Linked DNA regions of Mus musculus: region 2 is linked to region 1. The links are chromatin loops, found by intact Hi-C in ENCODE. Cell type or tissue: left cerebral cortex. All regions are shown on one strand. Links, peaks and the distances in the headings refer to the core of each region. The heading gives the core; the rest is flanking DNA.

Region 1 (10,919 bases), core at 1,137-9,136:
TTAGGCCGCAAGAAGGAGCATTTTATGGCAGAGGTGCGAAAGGAAAGAATGAAACCTAGACTTCATTTCGAATTCATAATGACTTTCAAGATTGATTCTCCGATGGCAGTCTTCTTGCTTTAATTGGGAAAAGAAAAAAGAAAAAGTCTGCATCCTGGAGCCGAGCCCATTCTGACTCAGCGTATTGTTGGAAAATGGCAACAGCGCCATCTACTGTCCAAATAGAGCAACGATCATTTCAAACTGTCTGCCATGAGCCACTACTGACAGAAATCTTAAAATTATTGGTAACCGGTATAGCACCTCTTAAAAATTTTTTAAATGCATACTTTCCACATAGATAAGGGCATCTTTTTCTTTTGCTACAAATTATGTTGTACATGCTATTACTTAAGACCATTCTGAAAATATTACATATATATATATATATATATATATATATATATATATATATATATATATTAAACACATATCATCCTATTCAATAGTAATAAAGATTTCAGGGGTGGTTTTGAACTAATTGCACCCTCCTCCTAAATTTATGTTTCTATTAGTTTCCAGACTGTTTTCTAAATCTAATTAGCAATGAAATTCTCCTTGTTAAATTTGGAGACAACAGCCCAGGAAAAGATAGTAAATGGCGAACATGAATGTGTTTATAATGTGCTTCCTACATTGCTTCCAACCAATGCCAATAACGAGTTTTAAATGATAATTGTTATTCCATTAATGTACTTTATATATCAGCTGTCCTATAGAAGAGATGATGCTCGAAGTCCCTGAATAAATAGACTACATGGCAGCACTCTAATTAAAAGGTACACTTACGATAAATTGCATTTGGTATATAAATCACAAAGCCCTCGTAGACATAACTTGGGCATAGCTACATAAAAATGGAAGGAAATGGACTTGAGGCAAAGACAACATTTTAAAAACATACACTATGCCACCAAGAGTTCTACACATGGTTATTAAGCTAGTGATACACACTCAAACACTGAAAGATTGATAACCATTTTAAAATATTGAGAGTTCATTATGCTCTGCATATTCCATCGTAAGTGCAGGACACTGTGAAGGGCCCAAAGCTCCTATGTGGTGGTTCCAGGAGGAAAAAGCCAGCCGCATGCTTCTGACAACGAGTTTTCCCTTTCTTGTGGATAAGATCGTCAACTACCCTGATGACTAGTGCCCCCCCACCCCACCCCCCCCACCCCACCCCCACACACACTCGTCCTGGGGATGTCTGTACTGGCTGCTTTTGTGTGTCAGTTTGACACAAGCTGGAGTTATCACAGAGAAAGGAGCCTCCCTTGAGGAAATGCCGACATGAGATCCAACTGTAAGGCATTTTCTCAATTAGTGATCAAGGGTGGGAGGGCCTATAGCGGGTGGTGCCATCCCTGGGCTGGGAGTCGGATTCTATAAGAAAGCAAGCTGAGCAAGCCAGGGGAAGCCACCCAGTAAACAGTATCCTTCTATGGTAACATCCTTAGGTAAATATTGCTCAGATCACCTTGCATACTAAATGCTTATCCTTACCGGACACACAGACCCTTCACTTGGACTAAACTCATCATGGTATCTGTATTAGGTGCCTAGGTCTCCATTTTACAGATTGGAAAATTGAGGAATAGGAAAACCGGGCAGCTTACCTAGGATATCCATTCAATATATGCTTGCTGTGTTACCCCATTTAGCTCCTGACCCCAGGGAAATGAACCACCCAACCCCCAGAGCAATGCTTAAGCATTGTTCTCCCGGTCCTCTTTGTCAGTCATGTGACAAGATTAACAGTTGAAGAACTCCTTAGAAGACAGGGTGAATTTATTCTAACTAGAAACGGAGCAACTACCCAGGTGTCACACATGAGAATATCCCTGGCATCCAGCGCCGCATCTCTTGCTTGCTGCCCGAGGAGGCATACATGTTTTCATCATTCCAGACCAGGTCTTTGTGCCTCAGGAATCTTCCCAAGTCAGCGATTTCTTTGATTTTCCCTAATGTTTCTAACCTCGGGCAAAAACATTACTCGGGAATGCAGGAATACTAATAATACAAATTTATTTTTTGTGCATCCTTGCAGGACCCTCCCCCAAGCCTGCAGGTCATAGAAGTTGACGTAAACAAGTGAGCTACCAGCTCCGTGTCTTTCTCATCTCGGTTCTGTTTATATCCTGGTCCCTAGCATCATCTCCCGTGGTGATACATCTGTTCTACGCTACAGTAGAAAGTCCAAGAGTGTCAAAGTTGTTGTTTCCTACCAATTATTTTTTTCCTACTACTAAGAGGATATTCTCAGTGAATGGCCTATGAGAATCCACTTAGATGTCAACTTCTCTAGAGGAAAACCAACACTCCCATTTCCGTAACACAAAAGGCAGACAGGAGACCTAATTCAGTTACTGATCTGTAACTGGCTCCCATCTTATCAGTAACTTGCACCCTGGATTAAAACTAGTTTAAGACATCAGAAAATAACCCAGGGAAGTAAGATCTGTCTTGAAACTAAGACAAAGCAGCCACCGAGATGAACAAAGATGCCCGAGTAGAGAAAGCCCTTGTTTACAGGTGATGACCCCAGAAAAAGTAAGAACAACACTTCTGAGTTTGGGTTTTGATGCTGGAGTAGAAAGAGGCGGTCAGTTCTGGAGCTAGGAGAGAATAGACCTACTACTATGGGCACAGGGCAGCCATGCAAGGAACTCCACCACGCAGAAAGATGGTGCTTAAACAGATAGGTAGCGAGGTGTGACAGCTGTGAAGAGTCACATAATTCATTTCAACAAGATTTGGAGATGAGTGATGGCCTTCAAGAACGGGTGGTCTGGGATTTGTCAGCCCCGGGAGTGACTGAAGTCAATGTTGAAACATTTAACTAAATCTCCAGGTTGCAATGACCAGACAGTGACCCAGGGAAGTCAGAACAACTCTCTGAAGAGCAAGCAGTAAGGTATGCAGGCAAGCAGTGTGTGACAGAGAAGGATTGTCTCGTGAGACCAGCCAGTTGGAACTCGTAGCCCAGGTTGAAAGTCGGGACAAAGTCCAGACACCTAAATCAGCGATGCTCACAGTGTTTGTGGAGTCCTAGCCCAGACGTCAGACTCGTAGCCTGAAGGCAACATCCAGATCCGCTCTCTGTGTGAGGTCCTCCCATCGTACCCACGGTCCCAGAGCTTGGAAGGTCAGTTTCTATTCGCACGATGAGATCGTTGCCACCAGCTGTCACAAAGAAGAAATCCTCACTTAAATCTTCCAATGTCAAAGGAAACTTGTATTACCATAGACTATTAGTCATGAGGACATTCTGATTAAACAGGGCTGATGGTGACAATTTTCCAGTCTCGACTTGAAGGCGCTTGGCTTCTTTAACCTCCCTGATGTACAGACCGGTTTCAGAGTGAACGCAATCCAGGGGCCCACAAATACACATTCCCTCGGGTTGTCTATGATCATAGAAAAAAACACTGTAGAAAGATAAACTCCAGTAAGAGCACAGGCTCAGGGAAGGGCAGCTTTTCATCTCAGGAAGTCGTTGAAGGGTCTCCACAGGGAAGCGTGTAAGGTACTCTCTGATGCGGGCACTCTTGGAGGGCAGGGGCGCAGTGGAGTTGTCCAAGGGCAACCATATTTGTTTGGGGAGTGTTAACACACCAGGTTTAGCTCAAAGGCTTCTCTCTGCTTTGCTCACAGGACCTTCTACAGATGAGTCAATATTGACAGAATACTTGCTCAGTTTATGGGGACCTGGAACCCTCCGGAATTCTCCTCTGCAAAGGGATGGTACTTTGACCCCTACTGTGTGGGAGCACTGGGGCAGAGGAAGAGGAAATAAGCAAGTTTTTCTGCATGTTAGTAACACCCTGGGATTCATTAAACTGCACAGTTTTAAGGCCAGGAGTGCCAGCCTTCCTCGGTAAGCTCTTTGCATTTTTAATCTGGAAGTAAAAAAAAAAGCACTCGTGGTATCTCTTGATGAAATTGCAGTAGTGATTTCTGCATTTGTATACAAAGTCAAAGGTTGAAAATAATTACCTGTTTTAAAATTCAAACCAAGTATAATCTTTAATCCCCTCAAATTCTGAAATTTTTACCATCTGGAAATCTTCTAATGGTTGTTATCTTTGAGCACACTCTCTCTGGGCTTTATATATTGAGGGATGCAATGGAGAATTGTATTAGGCACTGTGGCCCAGTTTGTGTGAGGCAAGACGTTTTGAGTCCCGATCAGCATGGACTTTGGGGTACATAATGGGGAACTCTGTCTCAACCAAAAGTTTAAAAGAGAGACAGAGACAGAGATAGAGACGGAGACGGAGACGGAGAGGGAGAGGGAGAGAGAGAGAGAGAGAGAGAGAGAGAGAGAGAAGGAGAAAAGGAGAAGGAGAAGGAGGAGGAGGAGGAGGAGGAGGAGGAGGAGGAGGAGGAGGAGGAGGAGAAGGAGAAGGAGAAGGAGAAGGAGAAGGAGAAGGAGAAGGAGAAGGAGAAGGAGAAGGAGAAGGAGAAGGAGAAGGAGAAGGAGAAGGAGAAGGAGAAGGAGAAGGAGAAGGAGAAGGAGAAGGAGAAGGAGAAGGAGAAGGAGAAGGAGAAGGAGAAGGAGAAGGAGAAGAAGAAGAAGAAGAAGAAGAAGAAGAAGAAGAAGAAGAAGAAGAAGAAGAAGAAGAAGAAGAAGAAGAAGAAGAAGAAAAAGAAAAGTTTATTCAAGGCCACTCATTGACATGAAAAGAATAACCACTACTTTTGTCTCTGATAAAAATGTCATATTTCATAGAAAATGAATTAGGCATTAGCAGTGGTTTTATTTATGTATTATTAGTGTGTGCGGTGTGATGTGATGTGATGTGTGTGTGTGTGTGTGTGTGTGTGTGTGTGTGTATGTGTGTGTGTGTGTGTGTGTGTTTAAGTTTGTCCAGTCAGGTCTCTCCTTCCATCTAGGGATTAAATACGTCTTCAGACATACATGACAAGTGTTGTACCTCCTTAGCTACTTTTACAGCTCCACTGCATTTCTTAAATTGGACTTCAGACAATTATTATTTACTTCTTTAAAAACATATGTATTGAGTGCTTAGAACAGTAGCAAGCATTTAAAGTGGAGACATTAAAGGATTTCTGTGTAGAAAAATATTTTTTTCTAAAGAAAGCACAATATTGTATTGTGGGCATTGAAAGAAATTTATTTTATTCTTATTGCAAAATTTGGTATTTATTGCCGAGAAATATGTTGATAGCAGCAGCAGAAGCAAATAATTCAACATGTACACATAATTGCCAAATTACTTTATAGCTGTAGTACATTACTGACATTCGCAGATCATTAGCGCCGCCTTGTGGCCATATATAAATATTTCTACCTTAAGGAATTAGTGAACATGAGAGGTTTGAAGTACGTTGTTTTCCTTTTTTGTTTGTTTGTTTATTTGGATTGGGTTTGTTTGTTTTGTTTTTGTTTTTTTTGTTTTTGTTTTTGTTTTTGTTTTTGTTTTTCGAGACAGGATTTCTCTGTGCAGTCCTGGGCTGTCCTGGAACTCACTCTGTAGACCAGGCTGGCCTCAAGTACTTTTTTAAAAAACAGATTATTTGAGATCTAATTCAATTAAAATATTTACTCCTACATAAATACGAGCTACTTCAGGCATGGGTATATGTTTACATATCTATGGATATGTAGAAGACCCTAATGTTTACTGATCTCAAAATGTCATGTACTTCATAGCAATGGTTCATAAAATCTAGAGTAGTCTTGAAAATGTCTGTCACGTGCACCCTCTCTTCTACTGTTTGCAAAATTATAGAGAGAATTTTTTAGCTCCCAATAACCAGGATCCATAAGGAGTAAACATAAGGACAGTTATGTTAAGAACAATAACAACAGTAATACTTTTCCAAGTATGCACAGGGATTTAACCACAGCCCCAGAGTCCGTGCTTGAGAGCTAACAAGCCTGTGGCTGGTGCTTCAGAACGCTGATCCGAAAGCCATATATAAGAATCCTTCCGTTGGAAAATAATGTCTATAATAGAAAGGAAGATGAATCCTCATTACAAGGGAGTGAGTGACAATATATAGACTCTTGTCATTCAGCGGGATTTAGTTCTGATGAGACAGTGACTTGACAGTTACAAGACTGCGGACAGGCAGTCCGCCTCCTGAAAGCTTCCAAAGTATTCTACAGACGCTCTGGACAGACTCATAAAAAATGCACGGAAAATAGAGGTATGTGTGGACTGGGTGTTCTTGGGGGAAACAAAGTCTTTCTTCACATTTGAACCGGTGAGTCAGCTCCTGAGCACATGGGCAGGTGCTGATTTTGAAGGTTCTAGGAAAATTACAGTTTTAAACATTTCAAAATTATCAGGATTTGTACCTTAGATGCTTAAATGCACTATACGAAAATTTTTCATGTGGGAAAGAGAAGCCTTGTGAAAGGAAAGGCTGGTTTTATGGTGAGCAGACACCTGAAAACATTCCACAGTTCTTATTAATAAGGCAGAATGTAATTGAATGTCAACAGATCCCATGATTTATAAAGTGCTTCATGCCCTGTGTATAATGAAAACCCTTGGCAATGGGTCCTGAGAGTTGATGAAACATGATAGTGACTTTGTTTCCAATAACCAACTTGACCTAGAACCTTCTATCATTTTTATAGTAATCAATTTAATCTTATTTTATCCTATGCCTCAAGGGTTCATCTTGAATTAAAAGAGAAAGGTGCACCATTTGAATTTGAGATTTTTCTACCTCCTTCAGTCATATGACATATTTTTGAGACAATAAAACAAGTATCTTGGCAAATATGTAAGAATTTCCTAAGCCTTAATGAATATGAAACCTTGATTATTTGTCTGGTTTTTATAGTTTTCTTTGTCTCCTTGATGTAGGATTTCACATAGCCCAGACTGACTTCACATTTCTTATTTAGTCAAAGGTGGCCTTGAACCATTGGTACTTTGCCAGCCCCTCTGAAGCACTGGGATACAGCATGGGTCACCAAACCTGGCAAATGGAAACTGTAAGAACAAATGTTTAAGGACAGCCTATATTCTTTAAAAAGATATATATCCTTTTTGTCCAAAATCATTTTGGAACTCACTTTGAAGACTACTTTCCAAGCTAATAGCTTGCTCTTTGAATGTCCATGGGCATGATGTCATCCGTGGCTATGACATCGTTTTGCTCCCAGTGGTGGACTTTGGTTCTCTGGATAGTACTGAAAAGTGTCTGCAGCAAAGACAACTGGGTAAACTGTGTTAAGCTGGATAATGAGAAAATTAAAATAAAACTAAATTAAATGGAAAGATCTTGGGGCTGTAATATACCATGCATGGTAGATGGGTGTGCCGAGATAAGTAAACCATAAAGACTATTTTATCCTCGTCTTAAGTCACATCAGAGACACTTTCCAAAACATTTCTTTGATTCTGGCCGTTTGAGATAAAGTCTCTGAGACCCTTGCCTGTAGTGGATACATTGTTAAATTGGCATCATTTTTATATAACAGAATTTCATATTAAAGTGTTATTAAGAACACATGTTTATTGGCTTGAGAAACTTTACTTGAAACTATTATCCTTACAAAATTGTTCACATGATCACGTGGTTCAATTCCTTTACAGAAACTGAACACATCTGTGGCACTAGTGCCTAGTTCGAGAAAGACTTCGAAGCTTGATTAACTTCTGAAGGATAATGCGCAGGACCACATTTAAAACCGAGGATGTGATTCTTAGAGCAACCTCCCCCAAAGCTATTCAATCCATTAAAAAATGTCTTGTACATTAATATTATAACGAACCACGTCTTAGGTAACTGGGTGCTTTAGTACTCTTTTATAAATAATTTGTTGATCATATATCTTGTGAAAGAAAAAGCAAGGAATGAAATAAATACACAATCAGACTCCAAACATGTGTCCATTTAAAATGTAGAGTTTAAGCAGGAGAGAAAATTTTCATAAGTAATTTTGAGACCATTTGAAGGTGTGCATTTTAATCTTGTTAATGTCAAAAGCAGGTTTCCCGAATTTTACTCTCACGTTAGCGTTCTTGCAATCCACCTAAAGAACGTTATTAAAATGCAGGGCCTGGTTCTTCCTAGGTTAGAGGCTTGACATCTGTATTTGCTTATTCTTAGTGCTGATGTTGCCAGTAGAGCTATTCTTTCAAAGAACACAGCATAAATGTTTTCTTGAATACAGGTGTCACCTCATATTTACCCTTCTCTTTTTACATCTTTAAATAATTTCCTGGACATGTTTCTTTACCTGTGAATTATCTGACTCCTCTGTCAGTCGTGTGTATTTCATCAAAATCATTTCCTGGCCCATTGTCTTCCCAGTAGTGGAAGCATTAAATTGGCATTGTTTTGTTATATAATAACTCCCAACACATGCCACTTCCTGTAGGCACTTCAGACGCCTTCTTAGAATGCCCACCCTACTTTTTCAGTTGAGGCAAGTGTACTAAAGTGTAGCACTGATGTCATGAGCCACTGAATGTCCAAAGGTTGCATGAGTGTGTGTGTGTGTGTGTGTGTGTGTGTGTGTGTGTATCTGTTATTTATATCAGCTTAAAAACAAATAAAGCCTAGAGCTACCTAGTGCAGGCACACTCTAACACTGGACATGATCAAATGGATTTTCTGATGAGTTTTGTGGAAACTTCAAATACACCCCATTGTTAAGCTTTCGTCAATTTGAAATCTGTTCATTTTGTGAAAGTTCTGCAAGACTGTGGTAAAATAATTCCAAGAATAAAAAGATTTCATGTGTGGAACAAGATGTCAATGCTCACATTAAAGGTTATAAAGCAATAATAGGACTATTACAGATGCAATTATTACCAGAGAGAAGATCAATACCTTTGAATTAATGGCCAGATTGTCTAATAAAATACAAATTTATTTTATGTAAACTATTGATTCAAAGAACTTCATAATTAGGACAATTAATAACAACATTTAAAAGATGACCAAAAATCTTTAGCATTTTTAATGTCAAATTTTGAAAAAGAAAAAAAGGAATTTTTATCTATGTGATTTATACATGAAAATATTTTGTATTAAATAATTTTCTTAAAATGGAATTTTCCTGCTCTGAATTTCCTGATCTATATAGTCAGAAGGACAGACATAGACAGCATTCAGAAAATCAGTTAATTATTAGTATTTCCAAAGACAAACACATGCATATTTTGCTACCCATGTGATTGAATTGTTTCACAATATCTCAATAATCTGACAGTAATTATTAGTTCTATTCATAGTTATGAAATGCTAGTAACAGTTGAATTTGTCAAAAATCAATATTAAACATGATAGTCTTCATTTTTGGTTCATTCTGAACATGGTATCAAAGGTCTTAGACTTCAAGTTGAAAACAGGTTCTAACTTTGTTCCTATCCCTAAATAGTTTGTGAGTCATTTTCAACAACCAACTAGGTTTTGACTTATAGAATTTGATTTGAGGACAAATCTTTGGTGACAGATAGAAAGCTATTAGTAATGCCTTCCTTAAGTTCAGAGCAAAGTCTTATCTTTGACCTCAAGCTGGATTACTTATCAGGAGTAGAGCCTGAGCCACAGTATTCAGCCAGGATGCTAGATATTCAAGAAATAAAGAGCTCATTTAGCCCTCCAACTCTCTGCTAACACTTGAAACTTTCTTCTAAACACCGTGGACCTAAAATGGCCTGCCTGATTGCCTAGAATCTCTGCTAGCTCTTCTCACCAGAACTCTCTTGAGTTTGAGATTGTTCGACCTGCATGGGCTCCATCTGCTACCTACCTTCTATTTAACTCTGCCTGTTTAACCAATGTTTTGCTGGCTCTTCAGTATCTACCCAACACATAGGATGTGAGAATAAGGAAATTTTCAAAAAAAAAAAAAAAAGGAGGAGGGGGCAGTTGGTTACTCTCATAGTGTTTGGGGCATTACTGCACCAGCATATCTTACAAGCAGATCATTATTGTGCTTTGCAGGATTTGTAGCTGGGTGATATTGATGATATCTACTCTGTTTCTAGGTTGGTAATGTTGAAAGTACCTGCCAGAGCCGTGAGTGCTAATCAGTATGGGTAAAGCCTAGCTGGTCACCAGCTTGACTTCTCTATGTTCAATAACACAAGCAAATGCTGTCCTCGGTTACAGGTTCTTACCTCAGGCTGCGGAGAGCAGCCAACAGCCTTGACAATATATTGCCTGCAATGTTTGGAGGGGCCATAAGACTTCTTTTGACCATGGACCCAGTAAGATGTACAATAAATCCTAATTACAGTGTCCCCTCCCTCTACTCCTCCCAGCTCCTCCCTACCTCCCCTCCCATCCAGTTCCATGGTCTTTCTGTCTCTCATTAGAAAATAAGGGGCTTCTAGAGAAAACAATTGAAGATTAACAAAACAAAATATAATAAGACAAAACAAATGCCGTCACGTCGAAGTTGAACAAGGAAATCCAACAAAAGAAAAAGAACCTCAAGAGACCTTATGAGACTCAGAGACCCACTCATTCACACATTCAGGAATCCCTTAAAAATACTAAACTGAAAGCCTTAATCTATAAGCAGAGGACCTGGTGCAGACGTGTGTAGGCTCTATGCTTGCTGCCTTAGTCTGTGAGTTCACACGAGCTTTGCTCAGTTGATTCACAGGGCCTTGTTCTCCTGGTTCTTCATCCTCTCTGGCTCTTACACTCTTTCCACCTCCTCTTCCACAAAGTTTTCTGAGCTCTGAGGGAAAGGATTTGATGGAAACATCCCAATTAGAGCTGTGTGTTCCAATCTCTCTCTCTCTCTCTCTCTCTCTCTCTCTCTCTCTCTCTCTCTCTCTCTGTCAGTAATTTCTAGCTATGGGTCTCTGTATTTGTCCTCACTGATGCAGAAGAAGCTTTCCTGGTGATGGCTGATTAAGGTATTGATC
Region 2 (10,919 bases), core at 1,656-9,655, 620 kb after region 1:
TCACTTTAGGTTAGCTAGTGTTTTACCTCTCTTTTTAGATTTGTAGATTTACATTATCTACCTTTGTGGATTTAAAAGCTCATTTAACACAGAGTTCAGCCAGATTTTCCTTGGAGTCTTAGATGGGTTTCTCTAACATATATTTAAAACCATCCACCTTAAGCAACCTGATAGAACAGTTGTGTATTCCTAGCATGAGGTTAAGTTCCCAGTAATTGGGAGCAAGACAAGAAATTGACCTAGTGCATACTATGAGCTCTGTCTTGACTAACTAAATCTTTTTACTATTTTTTTTCAAACTTACATTATTCACACACCAGACACATATATTAATTGAGAAATCTGTTCCTTGTAAGAAAGATTTTTTTCTTTGCACACACCATATTCTGTTGTAGAAAGTAGTCGCAAAAAATACTTTCATTGTATGTTTATTAATATATTATAATTAAATAAAAATAATTTTAAGGATGCAAATATGTTAATTTTGGAGTATAACCTGAGCTACTTCCTCACTCATGAGGATGCTAAGAATTTATTATATTCATTACACAAATATTTAATACAAGATTTTGTCCAGGGATATTTTAAGTACTAGAGGTACATTGTGGTATTACATATAACAAATATAATAATACGTGGTTTCTGCTCTCACAGAATACATGATTTTTCTCTAAGATTTAAAGTAAGGCAACACAGAAGAAAGATCTGTCCTTACACACATCAGGTCACATTATGTTGATAACTGAAATGTATTAATGTCTTTGACTTTCATCTTTCTCCTTTCTGCTCTCCACATTGCTACATTAATATGTGCATAAGATGTAAAATTACTCTGCATTTATGAGACTATTCATACTACTCTAGAGATTTAATATTACATTCATATGGGTGGTGCAATGGGGCTGTGTAGTACAATAAATTGTGTTTTAATACTCTTCTCTTCTCCCTGACAGTATTTACAGCAAAGAACGTCTTACATTTTGATATAAAGTACAGTCATTTTGCACAGATTGCTTGTTTTTTTATTCTCCACAATGATCATTTCAGATAGAAGATGGTCTTAGTGTTTGGTAACATAACCATACCCCATTTATCTAATCAAAGTAGCTTGCCCTCCCTTTAAGGGCCAATGTTTACCAACAACAAATAATATAATGTACCAGAAGTTCTTAACTTGTAAACTATGAATTTAGTTCATATGAATTATGTAAATAGTGTCTAATAGTCACTTCACATAAATCTCCCACGTGTCTAGCCTATGTATAAATTATTATAAAACCTACAAATTCTATATTACATTTTTGTAAAATGCCCATATAAGGGAAAGAAATAGAGGCATGAGAGATCATAAGAGCAAGGAAGAGGGTATTAGCTGGAGATAAAAGTGATTTAATTGCTATTGCTAACTGCTTGGATTAGAACTTACATTCTTCTATACTTTTCTGTAGTTTCAAATTTTTAAAACCAGAACAATAGAAAGAAAACAACACAGCATGTGCCTCCAGAGCGTTCTGCTTTTAGGTCTCTGTGAGTCTAACAACTAAACCTCTCTAATTAGGACAACATTGGTTGTTTGCTATTTAAGGGCATCTAAGAATGCTTTTCTGTATATAAAAAATACACTACTGAATGAAACACTGTATCTGTTGAAGCTTCAAATTAAGATACAAATACTCTGGGAAAGGGTCATTATATCACAAATACTTTATTGGGTTATACTTTCAGATCATACTTTGTTTAGTAATATAAAATATTGATCTACCAACCTGTAAAATAAAACATTTGCTAAACAAATGTTTTCTTTTAGTTTTTAATTAGCTGTGCACTAAGACAAGACCCTAAAAGAATCTGTACTAGATATATCCCCCAACATATGAGATCAGTTCCATTCTCTGAGGGTTGAAAGTTGGCACATCTGTGATTTTTCTGGAGTAAAGAAAATGCTAAATCTAAGGAGGGGCATAGTGACCACACTTCAGTCTTCATTCTTCTTGAGTTTCATGTGTTTAGCAAATTATATCTTATATCTTGGGTATCCTAGGTTTGGGGCTAATATCCAAATATCAGTGAATACATATTGTGTGAGTTTCTTTGTGAATGTGTTACCTCACTCAGGATGATGCCCTCCAGGTCCATCCATTTGGCTAGGAATTTCATAAATTCATTCTTTTTAATAGCTGAGTAGTACTCCATTGTGTAAATGTACCACATTTTCTGTATCCATTCCTCTGTTGAGGGGCATCTAGGTTCTTTCCAGCTTCTGGCTATTATAAATAAGGCTGCTATGAACATAGTGGAGCATGTGTCCTTCTTACCTGTTGGGGCATTTTCTGGATATATGCCCAGGAGAGGTATTGCTGGATCCTCCGGTAGTACTATGTCCAGTTTTCTGAGGAACCGCCAGACTGATTTCCAGAGTGGTTGTACAAGCCTGCACTCCCACCAACAATGGAGGAGTGTTCCTCTTTCTCCACATCCACGCCAGCATCTGCTGTCACCTGAATTTTTGATCTTAGCCATTCTGACTGGTGTGAGGTGGAATCTCAGGGTTGTTTTGATTTGCATTTCCCTGATGATTAAGGATGTTGAACATTTTTTCAAGTGCTTCTCTGCCATTCGGTATTCCTCAGGTGAGAATTCTTTGTTCAGTTCTGAGCCCCATTTTTTAATGGGGTTATTTGATTTTCTGAAGTCCACCTTCTTGAGTTCTTTATATATGTTGGATATTAGTCCCCTCTCTGATTTAGGATAGGTAAAGATCCTTTCCCAATCTGTTGGTGGTCTTTTTGTCTTATTGAAGGTGTCTTTTGCCTTGCAGAAACTTTGGAGTTTCATTAGGTCCCATTTGTCAATTCTCGATCTTACAGCACAAGCCACTGCCATATCCAGGGATCCACCCCATAATCAGCATCCAAACGCTGACACCATTGCATACCCTAGCAAGATTTTATTGAAAGGACCCAGATGTAGCTGTCTCTTGTGAGACTATGCCGGGGCCTAGCAAACACAGAAGTGGATGCTCACAGTCAACTAATGGATGGATCATAGGTCTCCCAATGGAGGAGCTAGAGAAAGTAGCCAAGGAGCTAAAGGGATCTGCAACCCTATAGGTGGAACAACATTATGAACTAACCAGTACCCCGGAGCTCTTGACTCTAGCTGCATATATATCAAAAGATGGCCTAGTCGGCCATCACTGGAAAGAGAGGCCCATTGGACTTGCAAACTTTATATGCCCCAGTACAGGGGAACACCAGGGCCTAAAAGGGGGAGTGGGTGGGCAGGGGAGTGGGGGTGGGTGGGTATGGGGGACTTTTGGTATAGCATTGGAAATGTAAATGAGTTAAATACCTAATAAAAAATGGAAAAAAAAAAAAAAGAAAATGCTTCATGGTGTTCACTCAGTGTGATGGTTGGCCATTGTCTGTTTCACTGGGTTTGACATCACTTAGGAGACACATCTCTCTGAGTGTCTGTAATGAAGTTACTGTAACAGTTTAACTAAAAAATGAAGATCCATTGTAGAACACCATTCTATGAGTTTGAGTCTTAAACTGAAAACAAAGGGCAGTGTAGGCTTAGATTTTTCAAAACCTACCTTAATAAGGGTTATCAAATACTTGGACCCGCTTCTAGCCCACTGTTCAAAGGTAGGGGAGAAAAGATGCTAAATAGGACAAGAGGATGTGGACCTGTTTAAAAGTAGTTCTTTGGAGTGATTCCATAGTCTGTTGTTAGGAGACCAGCAGTCCAGTTCAGTAGTGCCAGGGTACCAACAGTCTAGTTCAAAAAGTGTCACCAAACATAAATCAACAGTGGTGGCAAGATCCAGCAGAAACAGCCAGGCCTCTGTTGAATTGGCATGAGTCAGCAGGAACAACCAGAACCAGCAAGAATACCAGGAGGAATTCTCTGCTGTACTTCTCCCAGTGAAGTGAAGACAAGCACAGAGGTGAAACCAGGGAAGCATTGCACGACACGCAGTGAAAGCATCCAGCCATTGTGTGTTAGGTCCGACTTATACTCTCTCCAAATGTGTCCTCTTACAGGTCTGCTTAAGCAAAACATCTCCTGAGTCTGCTTCAGCAAGACATCATCACCTGAGCTTGCATCACATAATGCAACCAGAAATTTCCACTTCAGACAGGGGTTGGGGGTAAGGCAAGAAAGCAAGCTGAGCATCAAAATGTATCTTTCTCTGTTTGTGGATAGTGGGATTCTGTGTAACCAGATGCCTCACTTTCCTGCCACCACAGCTACGGCCACACTTGCTGCCATAGCTTTCTAGTCACGATGAACAGGACCATCAGAGAGTGAGTCAAGTTCCCGTAAGTTGTCTCTGTCATTTATTTTTCTATAACAAGGGGTAAAAGGAATGATGGCAATCATTTGTTTGTGGTACAGGCATGTGGGGTCTTCAGATCAGATTCTATGGGGACACATGAGAGAGATAGGGGACAATTAAGAGGATTGAAATCATATTTCCAGCTTAGTCCACTTCACAATCATCCAGAGAACCAGGAACCATGATTGGTAGGAAACCAGGAATTGATCAATTCATAAATTACCTGAGTTACTATGACATCTTGGTAAGATATCATACCACCCAGAATCAGGCAAGAAGCTGATGCCTACACTAATTTTCTACTTCCATCTACTGGGCCTTCTGTAAGTTTCAAAATTTCAGCTTGTATTCCCGTAGTTTTTATGGAGAGTTGGGTACCTGACTACTTTTTAAAAGACTTATTTATTTATTGTACTCATATGAGTACACTGTAGCTATCTTCAGGCATACTAGAAGAGGGCATCAGGTCCCATCATCGATGGTTGTGAGCCACCATGTGGTTACTGGGAATGGAAATCCAGACCTCTGGAAGAACAGTCAGTGCTCTTAAATGCTGAGCCATCTCTGCAGGCCCTGGTACCTGACTATTTTACCAACCATTTTCACAATGTTTTGTTTCATCTTTTGCTTCTTCATATCACTTAAGACAACACCACATGGAGTATCTAGAGCCCAGTGTCTAAATTAATATCCAAGGTTAAGGGGACTTAAGTTCCTAGACACTTTGGGGAGAACATGATGCTCGATTTCCTAATGGAATATTTTTAGTAACTGTGTACATAAGAAAAGAGAAAGAAAAGAAACAGCAACAACAACAAAAAATATATTTTTTGAGGACCTTTCCTTTTGTATGTCTTTCAAGTTTAGACAGTCCCCAGACATGAGCTTGTCAAAGCAAAGTGAATCTTCAATATTGTCAAGGTTTGTCAAGCTTTGTACTTAAATTTCAGTTTTGCTCACTGTGACTATGGGTTTCTGGATATATTTTAAAAATATCATTCCCCTCTCCAACCCTGATCTCCATTTCCTTCTTCCTACACCCTTCTGGCTTTCTTTCTTTCTAATCTCCTTTACTTCCTCGTCTCTTCTTTCCCCTAAACACTGGAAATGAGGGCATTTCTATGCTATGCATGTCTCTACCACTGAGCTATACCACAAACTTTTAAGTTGGTTCTTTGAAGATAGTTTCACCAGACATGTGGACATAGACACAGGGATGAAGACCTGGTTTGAATGTCGTTAGTGTGTGTGTGTGTGCAATATTTTTTCTTATGTAATAAAAGTTGTATTCTTAATGTTGTACATCATTTTTCATGTTGAATTCGTTTCTTAATTTTTAGTTTACGTGTGACACAACTACTGTGAATATGCCCAAAGAAACATGAAGCTAGCTTTGCTTTCGTCTACTTTTGTTCCAAATCCCTTTTACATTGTTTTGAAAGCCTGTGAGGCAAGTTGAGGTGACTCAGAGCTGCACACAGGTGAATCTGATTAGGTAAATACAATGCGATTCAGAATGAAGAACTGCTCTTTGTCTAAGTAGAACAGTGACATCTAGTGTCTGAAATAAAAGTGTCCCTGGATTCGAAATCCTTTGACTTTAGGTTGGTTGAAGATACATGAGAAAAAAGGTTACATATTTACAATGAAGGTTTCCTAGTGACTCCTCTTCATCCTTATGACTATGACATTAGACTGTGCATCCCTGTCTATCAGCTCACATAACTCTGGACTCAGTCTATCAATGTGTGGTCTTCCTCTTTATGCTCCTCAGGAATTCTGCAATTTTGATGCTAATTCTGTACTTCTCCACAATGTACCCTTAGGTTTTTTTTTTTTTTTTGAACACTCAAATTTCTCACTCTCAAAAACAAAATTAATGGCCTTGAGGCGATGGTTTCTGTCTATAAAGTACTTGCTGGTCCAGCAGGAGGACCTGCATTGATTTTCCTGTACCACATAAAAATCCAGGAGTGGCATACATGCCTGTGTTCTGAGCACTGGGGTGGCTGACGTGGCTAAGTCTCTTGTGCTAGATGGCATCCAGTCTAGTGAGACCCAGGTTCTGGTGAACTGTCCTGTTTCAAAAGATAAGTTAAAGCTGATTGAAGAAGACCCTGGACACTGACTTCTATCCCTCTACCATATAAGCACGACTACGTGTCTCATAAACCACAGTCATTTCGTTGTCTGATACAGTTGTTCTCCCCTCCTATTCCTTTCATTTCTCCTGCTCTAGGCAGTGCAATTTATATTGTTAACATGCTCAGTATTTTTTTGTAGAATACTGAGTACTACTTAGTAGTACCTAGTGCTTTGTGTCTTGTGGCCCAAGGGCCTCACCCTTACTGAGACAAAAGAAAGATAAATTGTAAAAGAAAACCACTTGAAGGCAAATTACCTATGTTTAGGCAACAATACTCATTCTCCCCCCAGATAACTTCTACTCTAGATGTTAAAAATGGGACACACAAGAGACAGCTATATCAGGGTTCTGTCAGCAGGCTCTTGTTGGCATATGCAATAGTGTCTGGGTTTGGTGGTTGTTTATGGGATGGGTCCCTGGGTGAGGCAGTCTCTGGATGGTCCTTCCTTCCATCTCAGCTCTGAACTTTGTCTCTATAATTCCTTCCATAGGTATTTTGTTCCCCCTTCTAAGAATCACAATTTGGTCTTCCTTCTTCTTGAGTTTCATGTATTTTGCAAATCGTATCTTGGGCATTTTAAGTTTCTGGGCTAATATCCACTTATCAGTGAGTGCATATCATGTGTGTTCTTTTGTGATTGGGTTACCTCACTCAGGATGATGCCCTCCAGATCCATTCATTTGCCTAAGAATTTCATAAATTTATTGTTTTTAATAGCTGAGTAGTACTCCATTGTGTAAATGTACCACATTTTCTGTATCCATTCCTCTGTTGAGGGACATCTGGGTTCTTTCCAGCTTCTGACTATTATAAATAAGGCTGCTGTGAACATATTGGAGCATGTGTCCTTACTACCAGTTGGAACGTCTTCTGGGTATATGCCCAGGAGAGGTATTGCTGGATCTTCCGGTAGTACTATGCCCAATTTTCTGAGGAACTGCTAAACTGTCTTCCAGAGTGGTTGTACCAGCTTGCAATCCCACCAGCAATGGAGGAGTGTTCCTCTTTCTCCACATCCTGCCAACATCTGCTGTCACATGAATTTTTGATCTAAGCCATTCTGACTGGTGTGAGGTGGAATCTCAGGGTTGTTTTGATTTGCATTTCCCTGATGATTAAGGATGTTGAACATTTTTTAGGTGCTTCTCAACCATTCAGTATTCTTCAGTTGAGAATTCTTTGTTTAGCTCTGTACCCCATTTTTAAATAGGGTTATTTGATTTTTCTGGAGTCCACCTTCTTGAGTTCTTTATATATATTGGATATTAGTCTCTTATTGGATTTAGGATTGGTAAGGATCTTTTCCCAATCTGTTGGTGGCCATTTGTCTTGTTGACAGTGTCCTTTGCCTTACAAAAGCTTTGCAATTTTATGAGGTCCCATTTGTATATTCTTGATCTTACAGCACAAGCCATTGCTGTTCTTTTCAGGATTTTTCCCCCTTTACCCATATCTTCAAGGCTTTTCCCCACTTTCTCCCCTATAAGTTTCAGTGTCTCTGGTTTTATGTGTAGATCTTTGATCCACTTAGACTTGAGCTTTGTACAAGGAGATAAGAATGGATCAATATACATTCTTCTACATGATAACCGCCAGTTGGGCCAGCATCATTTGTTGAAAATGCTGTCTTTATATGGCTATCTCTTTTGAGGCTAAGCCAATGCCTGGCAAATACAGAAGTGGATGCTCACAGTCATCTATTGGATGGAACACAGGGTCCCCAATGAAGGAGCTAGAGAAAGTACCCAAGGAGCTGAATGGGTCTGCAACCCTATAGGTAGAACAACAATATGAACTAACCAGTACCCCCAGAGCTTGTGTCTCTAACTGCATATGTAGTAGAGGATGGCCTAGTCGGCCATCAATGGGAGGAGAGGCCCTTGGTCTTGTGAAGATTATATGCCCCAGGGCAGGGGAATACCAGGGCCAGGAAGTAGGAGTGGGTAGGTTGGGGAACAGGTCTAGGGGAGGGTACAGGGGACTTTTGGGAGGAAACTAGGAAAGGGGATAGCATTTGAAATGTAAATGAAGAAAATATCTAAAAAAAGAATTTAAAAGCCGGGCATGGTGGTGCACACCTTTAATCCTAGCACTTGGGAGGAAGAGGCTGGAAGGTTTCTGAATTTGAAGCCAGCCTGGTCTACAAATTGAGTTCCACCTGTTTCAAAAAGCAAAAACAAAAAATTTAAAAAACAAACAAACAATCAAGCAAACAAAAAAAGTTAAAACCAAAGTAGAATACAACACAAAGCTACTCACAAGAAGAGAAATAATACCAGTACTTGGGGACACTCCAGCTGGTTGGGTGTATATGGATGCTAGTATTATGTGCACTATTTTAGAATTTGGCTCATCTGATAGCAGTAAAAACTGTGCCCTGGGGACTTTACAGCCAAAAAAAAGGACACACAAAGAAAATGGATTTTTACAGAGTAAAGACTAAGAATTTCAACAAAAATAACAAAAGTGCGCTGGGCAATGGTGGGGCATGCCTTTAAACCCAGAACTTGGAAGGTAAAGGTAGGCGAATCTCTGTGAGTTAGAGGTCAGCCTGGTCTCCAGAGTGAATTCTAAGATAGCCAGATACACTCAGAGAAATCCTGTCTCAACAACAACAACAACAACAACAACACAAACAAAAGAGCAAACATGATGGACACTAAGAAACCCAGATGATGTTGAAGTAGAACATCTTTTTCTGCTACAGTGCTTACTACAATTATACTTTTAAAATATAAAATTTGCAGGTGATGTAGCCAATTTAACTTGGTTGTAAAGAAGATGTTAATTTTAGCATAAGCACAGGATTGGCAAAGTTGGTGCAGCACACTGGGAGATAAAAAGCATCCCACACGCTCATCAATGCAATAAAAACAATAATTGTACCAGGAATTAGCAAAATTCCTTTCTTCAGATATTACAAGGATGTGACAAATAACATTATTTGAATTGGAAGATGAAAGTGCATAGAATTGGTAGAGAAAGTCCATACACACAGACACAGACACACACACACATATATGTGTGTATATATATACACATACACATATATATATATATATACATATATATATATATTAGTGAGAGAGAGAGGAGAGGAGAGAGAGGGAGGGAAAGAGAGAGAGGGAGTGGAGAGAGGGGAGAGAGCAGAGTATGTAAACAAGAAAACAATTGTGTGTGATCTTCCAGAGACCCTGAGCTCACTTCCCAGCAATTTCATTGTAACTTACAACCATTTATAATGAATTCTGATGCCCTATTCTGGCATGTAGGTGTACATGCAGACAGAGCACTCATACACATTAAATAAATAAATAAATCTTTAAAAAGAAAGAAAACAATTAACTATCATAACAGCTAATGTTGTTTTACGTAGTTTAACACTTATAACATTTCGTTCCCTCTGGGGAATAATGTATTTACATGTAATAACATAAATAGGAATATAACCATGCATTATATGTACATATACACATACGTTTATGTGCATCTGTAATGGGATATGCTAGCCCTGTTTTCAAGAAATAACAATATGAAGGCATTTAGTTAATTTCCAAAACGTTGTACATTTAGTAAGAAGTCCTAAGCTTAAAACTTCAACAGCCAAATTCAAGTTTCATTTCATCTGCAGATGCTAGAGTTCTTTCCCACACATTGATTTTTATATGAAGCTGCATTATATTCTGATTAATGCATTAGTATGCATAATATGTTACAAGTGATAAACTTACCTTCACCCAGGTTGGTATCTTTGTTCTCTTGTTTTATCCTGCATGACATTCTTATTGGGCTATAGGTAACAACCTCCAAAAGGATCGATTTCCTGTCAGTGCAACAGTCTAATCCCGCTAACATGCTGCTGTTAAATTCAGTATTCTTCCTACAACATTTATTTATTTATTTATTTATTTATTTATTTATTTATTTATTTATTTTAACATTACGTGTATGACTATTTTGCCTACCTATATGTATGCATACCACCTGCAAGCCGGGTGCCCACAGAGGCAAAGAGGACAGCACTGAATCGCATGGAAGCAGAATATTGTGAGCCTTCAAGTGGGTTCTGGAGAACCAAATCTGGATCCTTTGCAAAAGCAAAATGCACTCATAACCATTGACTGATATCTTCTGATCCAAATCCAAATTGCTTAAGCATTACTAGAGTTGCTTCATTTCCTCCCTCTGTTAATAGGGCTGCACATTATCCAGTTCCTATTCTTTTGAGGATAATATCCTAAAAGTGACAAGTGTTTCATAGTTGATTCCAAACCCTACACTGCCATTTATGTATTTATGTATTTATTTATGTATGTATGTATTTATTTATTATATATTTTAATGGCTGTTTGGGTTATAGTGTTCTGCTTTATCTTAGAGCATACAGATGGTGTGTCAAGTTAAGCTTATAGATATATGTAGAAATG

What was found. Peaks named below come from ENCODE experiments on the same cell type or tissue, not always from the same donor. Only the 100,000 strongest peaks of a DNase experiment are listed, where the experiment ranks them.
Region 2: a loop joins it to region 1, with 6 times the contacts of the local background. A loop is called at or near these places in 4 of 42 quality-filtered maps.

What each region holds. Positions count from the first base shown.
Region 1 is chr1:69,779,731-69,790,649 of GRCm38, reverse strand. Gm29822 (a long non-coding RNA gene) reads left to right here and starts at 3,061. Exons shown (of 3, transcript XR_373478.2): 1 at 3,061-3,187; 2 at 3,697-3,919. In left cerebral cortex, for the core only: a CTCF peak has its summit at 5,337 (motif pointing left); a DNase peak (open chromatin) is centred at 5,326.
Region 2 is chr1:69,160,349-69,171,267 of GRCm38, reverse strand. No RefSeq gene overlaps it. Among named protein-coding and RNA genes, the nearest start is that of Erbb4, 58 kb to the right of the region's middle. In left cerebral cortex, for the core only: a CTCF peak has its summit at 5,898 (motif pointing left); a DNase peak (open chromatin) is centred at 5,885.